2 separate regions of the Mus musculus genome follow, and region 1 is linked to region 2. A link is a loop called in an ENCODE intact Hi-C map of the cell type or tissue named here. Cell type or tissue: heart. All regions are shown on one strand.

Region 1 (2,500 bases), 650 kb before region 2:
CATCTTAAATAACACCACTCATCTGTAGCATGAGACAGTAATGCTCAAAATTCAGGTGTGGTTCAGTAAGATTCAGCTCTGTGGAATATACACAGAGAGCCTAGGACAGATCAGACACCTCACTGTACCTGTGGCTGGCTGTCCTCGCTCTATCTGCTCCAAGACCAAATAGTAATCACGGTCCTGCAGAGTGGGCCCATGTCTCCCCCTAACTTGTCCTTACAGCAAACTGAAGAAAGATGCCCAACAAATGTGCCCATTTTCATAGATGACAAAACCAAGCTCTTTCCCTGTGTGTAGAAAAGACAGGAGCGTCAATGACAGTGTCTCTGTCCCCTTCCTCCAAGGGCAGAGATCCAAGGAGGGCCACACTCCCCAGACTGTACACATGCATTCCTTGCTAAGCAGAGGCCCAGCCACACACAGCTGATGTCAAGTCCCTACCTCTGTCCCCCTGAGGAGCTGGCAAAAAGCAGCAGACCATGTTCTCTGCCACACTGGGTCAACTAGGAAACCAGATAAAAGAAAAAGAAAAAGAAAACAGATGTAGTGGACCAAGATGACTAAGGTGGCTCACTGGTAACAATGCCTGCTTTGGAGATGTGACATAGCCTCCCAAGCCCACCACAGCCTACAGTCAACAAAGCACTCCTCCTTCATCCTAAGAACAACATCGTTAGGGCTGCAGGGGTAGGTGTCACTGTGTCCATTTTACATATAGGAAATCTGAGGCTCACAGTGCATAGTTATCTGCTTAGAGATACACAGACAGGCGAGAGTGACAGGCTTGGGACTGAACCCGTGCTCTCGGAGGTCCCCTAATTTTTCTTCAGGGTTGTTTGGCAACATATGGAATCTGCTAGGCAGACCCCTGACGATGGGTGGACAGCACGCAGAGCTTTCTAGAGGCTGACGCCCCAAACTCTCCCTTTCACCTCAGGCTGCCCTGGGCCATTCTTGGCCCATTACTGCCCCCGTGTGGACTCATACCTTGTATCCTTGCAAATGGACATGCAGAGCCATGGAGTGTCCTGTGCCAGCCTGAAGTGAGGACAGAGAGAATGAGTTGTTCAAGGTCCCAAGTGAGACGCTGGGGAGTGCCCTGCCTCAACAATGAGGCTCAAGGACTGAGAGGAGGCCTTGGTTCTCCCTACCAAGAAGGCCAGTTCTCTTTGTAATTATTTGTAAGTCAAATAATTCTGGAAGGGAGGTATCTGTTTATTGAGTCCTTGACTATCCTGTGTTCCATGCCGCTAAAGAAACCAACGAGATGACTGTCCCCATGGACAGATGGCTCTGAGGCTTGAGAGAAGCGACCTTACTAGATTCCCTGTCCTTAAAGCTTTGAGTTGTCACAGGATTGGGGGACACTCCTGGCATTCAGAAGACAGTCGAGGTTAGCATACACCTGAAATCCAGGACACTGGACACGCCCAGTAGTGAAGCTGCTCACTGTGAATGCCAGCTGAGGAAACCCTGCTCTGGATTCAAGGGTTGGGCAGGGGAATGATTGCTTGTTGGTTGAGACAGGGTCTCAATACATAACTTAGGCTGGTCCCAAAGTTGCAGCTCTGCCTCAGCTTCCCAAGTGCTGGGATTACAGGCTTGCACCACCATGCCCCCCACTACATCCAAGTCTTGTTCAGTCCCTTCCTCCTTTCAGCCTGTGCCTTCTTGGCCTCCAGGGTTGCCTTGAAAGGACAGATGCCAGAAAATGGAGAGAGGATGGGACCAAGGACAGGAAGGATAGGCCTTTTCTGAGCAGGAAGATGGACTTTTAGGTAGGTTTATGGTTAAAAACATGAAATACCGCTCAGTTGGGGAAGATGGAAGGGCTCTGTGACTGGGTTTTGGTGACAAGATGCAACATTGAGAATGTACTAATGCCACTGAATTGTATGTACCCTTCAAAATTGCTTGTTTTTTTATGTATATTTTACCACAATAAAAACAAACAAAAACCACAAGAATACAAAGCTGTTCTTTAATAAGTGCTGTAAGCATTTTGCAGTTTTCTAGGGAAGAAAAGAAATAAGCTACTGGAGAATGGGGCAGCGGGCTGGCATGTGAACAAGACTGCCCCAGTCTGCTGAGGGGCCTTCTCAGGCCTTTGTTCCAGGGTTCATCAAGACAGTCAGCTCCAGCGCTCAACCCATAAGGGAGTATCCCTTCTCTCCCACCTCCGGGACCACAGAGGTCTCTTGTCACTCAGTGTGCTAGGTAAGAGTTCAGGAGACCTTGTTTTAGTCCGGCCTCTGCAGCGGGCCTATTGTGTGCCTCGGAGCAAAGCCGTTCTTTTCTGGGCCTGTTTCCTGCACAGTACATAAGGTAGGACTCAGAAGTTTTCCAAACCTCTTCCTATCTGCCCACTGCAAAATTCTCTTCCTGTAGCGACATGTCAAGTTTATCCTGTCTAATCCTAGCAAGAATTTCTAGAGATCTCCGTGGTCTGCCCCAGCAGTGGCACCGAACTCTACAGCGCCATGCCAGGAAGGCCTTT
Region 2 (2,500 bases):
GCAGGGCAGGGCAGGGCAGGGCAGGCAATTGCCCTCTTCCTGGCTGGGCTGAGGCCAGATGGGTGCTTTCAGGCCTCTCCCTTTACTTCAAAGCTGTTTCATTCTAGCGACCTTATCACAGCCTTCTTTGAGCCGCCTGTACAGCATAGCCTGTTCAGGTTGAGCCTGACTGTCCCCGTTCATTGCTGGATGGATCCCCAGCACTGGCCTCACAGATTGGCCTAGAGCATGGTTACCCAAAGAATGTAACCTCCATGCTACATTCACATTGACTCTCTCCAGGCTTGGCGCTTCACTCCAACAATGGCTATTTGGGGGCCTGGAAGCCTCTTCAAAGTTCAAAGGTAGGAAATAAAGGTGAAGATTAGCCAACAGGGTGGTCCTAGCCTCGAATCTCCAAGCTGGCTATTGGGAGGCAGACAGATCTGAGTTTAAATAGCGAGCTCCAAGCCTTATATAGTAAGACCCTGTCTCAAAACAAAACAACAAGAGTTTCAGGCAAGTATATATGTGGTGAAAATGCCTGTGACCCCAGCGCAGGTGGAAGGAGATCATGAATTTTAGACCAACCTGGTCAACATACTGAATTTACAGCTACTCTGTGCCAAACAGGGTCCCGTCTTAAAATGCAAAGAAAATAAAACTTTAAAAATCAAATAAGCAGGTGTACCATGTCAGGAGTATTTAAGAATTCTAAGCCGCCTAGGTTAAAGAAACACCTTTGTCTCAACATGGCATACATGTATATATATATATATATTTAATTCAGTATCAGTAGAGAAGGTTCAACTCCTGAACCCCTGGTCAGCAAACTCAATTCTATTTCCTTAGGTTATTAGGAGAGTAACGGTGGTCAGGCTGAGGCGACTCCTTTAAGGAAAACACACACCCACAACCGGTTTTGCGGTTTGTTGTTTCCAGGCTTTTCCAGGACTGGGGTCTTTCAAGCCGTTTAAGACAGCCCATGCCTGAAAGACCCTTCGGGTCGAGATGGTTTCCCAGCCGGTGCCGGAGTCCGCTTTGAAGGAGAGCATGGCGCTGTTTAGGCCAGCGGAGTAAGGAGGACGTCCCTCTCTTGCCCAGCCACCCCTCCACCCGCCGCCGCTCAGCACCTCTCCAGGAGACCTCTGCGGCGCTCAGGGTCTGCCGCCTGTGTTTCGACTGCCGTCAGGCGATCTCAACGGCCAGCCCGGCCGGCTGTGTGACGTCACGGGCTCGGGGTCCTCGGCGCCTGCGTCCCGCTGCTATAAAAGGCGACGCCGCGCGGCGCCGCTCGAGTGGCCTTGTTCTCGATACTTCGTTGTGGTTGTGAACTCTGTCCGGCAGCCTCGGGCCTGCGGTCTTGAGACGGAGCACCGTGAGTAGCAACCCGCGAGCCGGACACGTTCCTCGAGGGAGGGGCTGGGTGGGAGCCTCGCGTTGGCTGTGGAGTGCACGAGGCGGCGAGGCGACCTGGCCTCGTATCCTGAGGCGCCGTGCGGCCCGTTGCAGACCCCCGGACCGCGGGAGGCACGAGGAGGCCGAGTCAGGCCTTCAAGGGTCTCCCATCCTTTCGGCGCTCGCTCAGGGAAGAGAGTCGAGCCCTGTGGCAGGCCTGCCGCTTTGCAGGCGACGTCAGTCGGCCCCAAACGCGACTGGAAGGCCCAGGCTTCGTACCGGGCCTGCCTTAGCGACAGGCTTGCTGCTCCGCGCTCCAGGCCGGGTGGGCAGCGAGGCTTTGAGTAGGGGTCCTGGGCCGTTCCAGGTGGTGGCTGTCGTTGCCATTTGATTCTTGGCTCCCTCCCTTTTCTCCTGTATCTGGCGTCAATTAGCTCCTTATTGGTCTCACCTTTTTAACCACCGAATATGCAGGTAACAGACTCCCAATGTTTCTTTGCGTTTTGTCACGTTCTGCAGTCTCTGAACTTGTTACTGTAATAGACACTGTCGTCTGAGGTGTGTGGCATTTGACGCTAAAACCTGAGGTGTTTGGGTTTTTTAAGGGATAGTGCTAAAACCTGCCTTCTGGTTCACTTTTTCACGGAGTCCTCAGGTTTGGAGACTCAGTTTTTCAGCAGAATGTTACAGTAGACTGTATTGTGGCATAGAACAATGCAGTCTCTTCCGTCCTGCAGTGTAGTAACAAGTGTCAGAATTTCGAGTCACTTAAAACAGGTTTGTTTTTAAAGTCTGGTATACTAGAATTCTCATGCTAGACTTGGATGATTAATTTCCAAGTCTAGGAGCTTAGAGAACTGAAGAAGGGTTTTTTGAAAGCATATCAAATCGAAACCTCATACATTATTACTTAAAAATTTTGCACTTAATTCCAACACAACAACAAAAGTGAAGTCTAGGATTACAGAGTGCGTTGAATTACAGATTAACCGATTGCCTCCCTGTCATTTAATAAGATCCTGGCTCCCTTGCAAGTAACCTAATACCTAAATTTGACTATGACTAAGCACATCTTTATTTATTGTGAATTATTTCAAGGAAATACGGGGTGGTCTTTTAAAAT

What was found. A loop is a pair of places that touch in the nucleus more often than their neighbours do. Peaks named below come from ENCODE experiments on the same cell type or tissue, not always from the same donor. Only the 100,000 strongest peaks of a DNase experiment are listed, where the experiment ranks them.
Region 1: a loop joins it to region 2, with 2.2 times the contacts of the local background. A loop is called at or near these places in 1 of 42 quality-filtered maps.

The regions. Positions count from the first base shown.
Region 1 is chr11:51,581,956-51,584,455 of GRCm38, forward strand. Col23a1 (collagen, type XXIII, alpha 1) reads left to right here. Exons shown (of 29, transcript NM_153393.2): 29 at 1-1,970. Among named protein-coding and RNA genes, the nearest start is that of Phykpl, 1.6 kb to the right of the region's middle. In heart, a CTCF peak has its summit at 979 (motif pointing left); DNase peaks (open chromatin) are centred at 986 and 2,276; H3K4me3 peaks cover 542 bases; H3K27ac peaks cover 1,494 bases.
Region 2 is chr11:52,230,762-52,233,261 of GRCm38, forward strand. Skp1 (S-phase kinase-associated protein 1) reads left to right here and starts at 1,234. Exons shown (of 6, transcript NM_011543.4): 1 at 1,234-1,357. In heart, no CTCF peak of the experiment used is centred here; a DNase peak (open chromatin) is centred at 1,120; H3K4me3 peaks cover 2,500 bases; H3K27ac peaks cover 2,404 bases.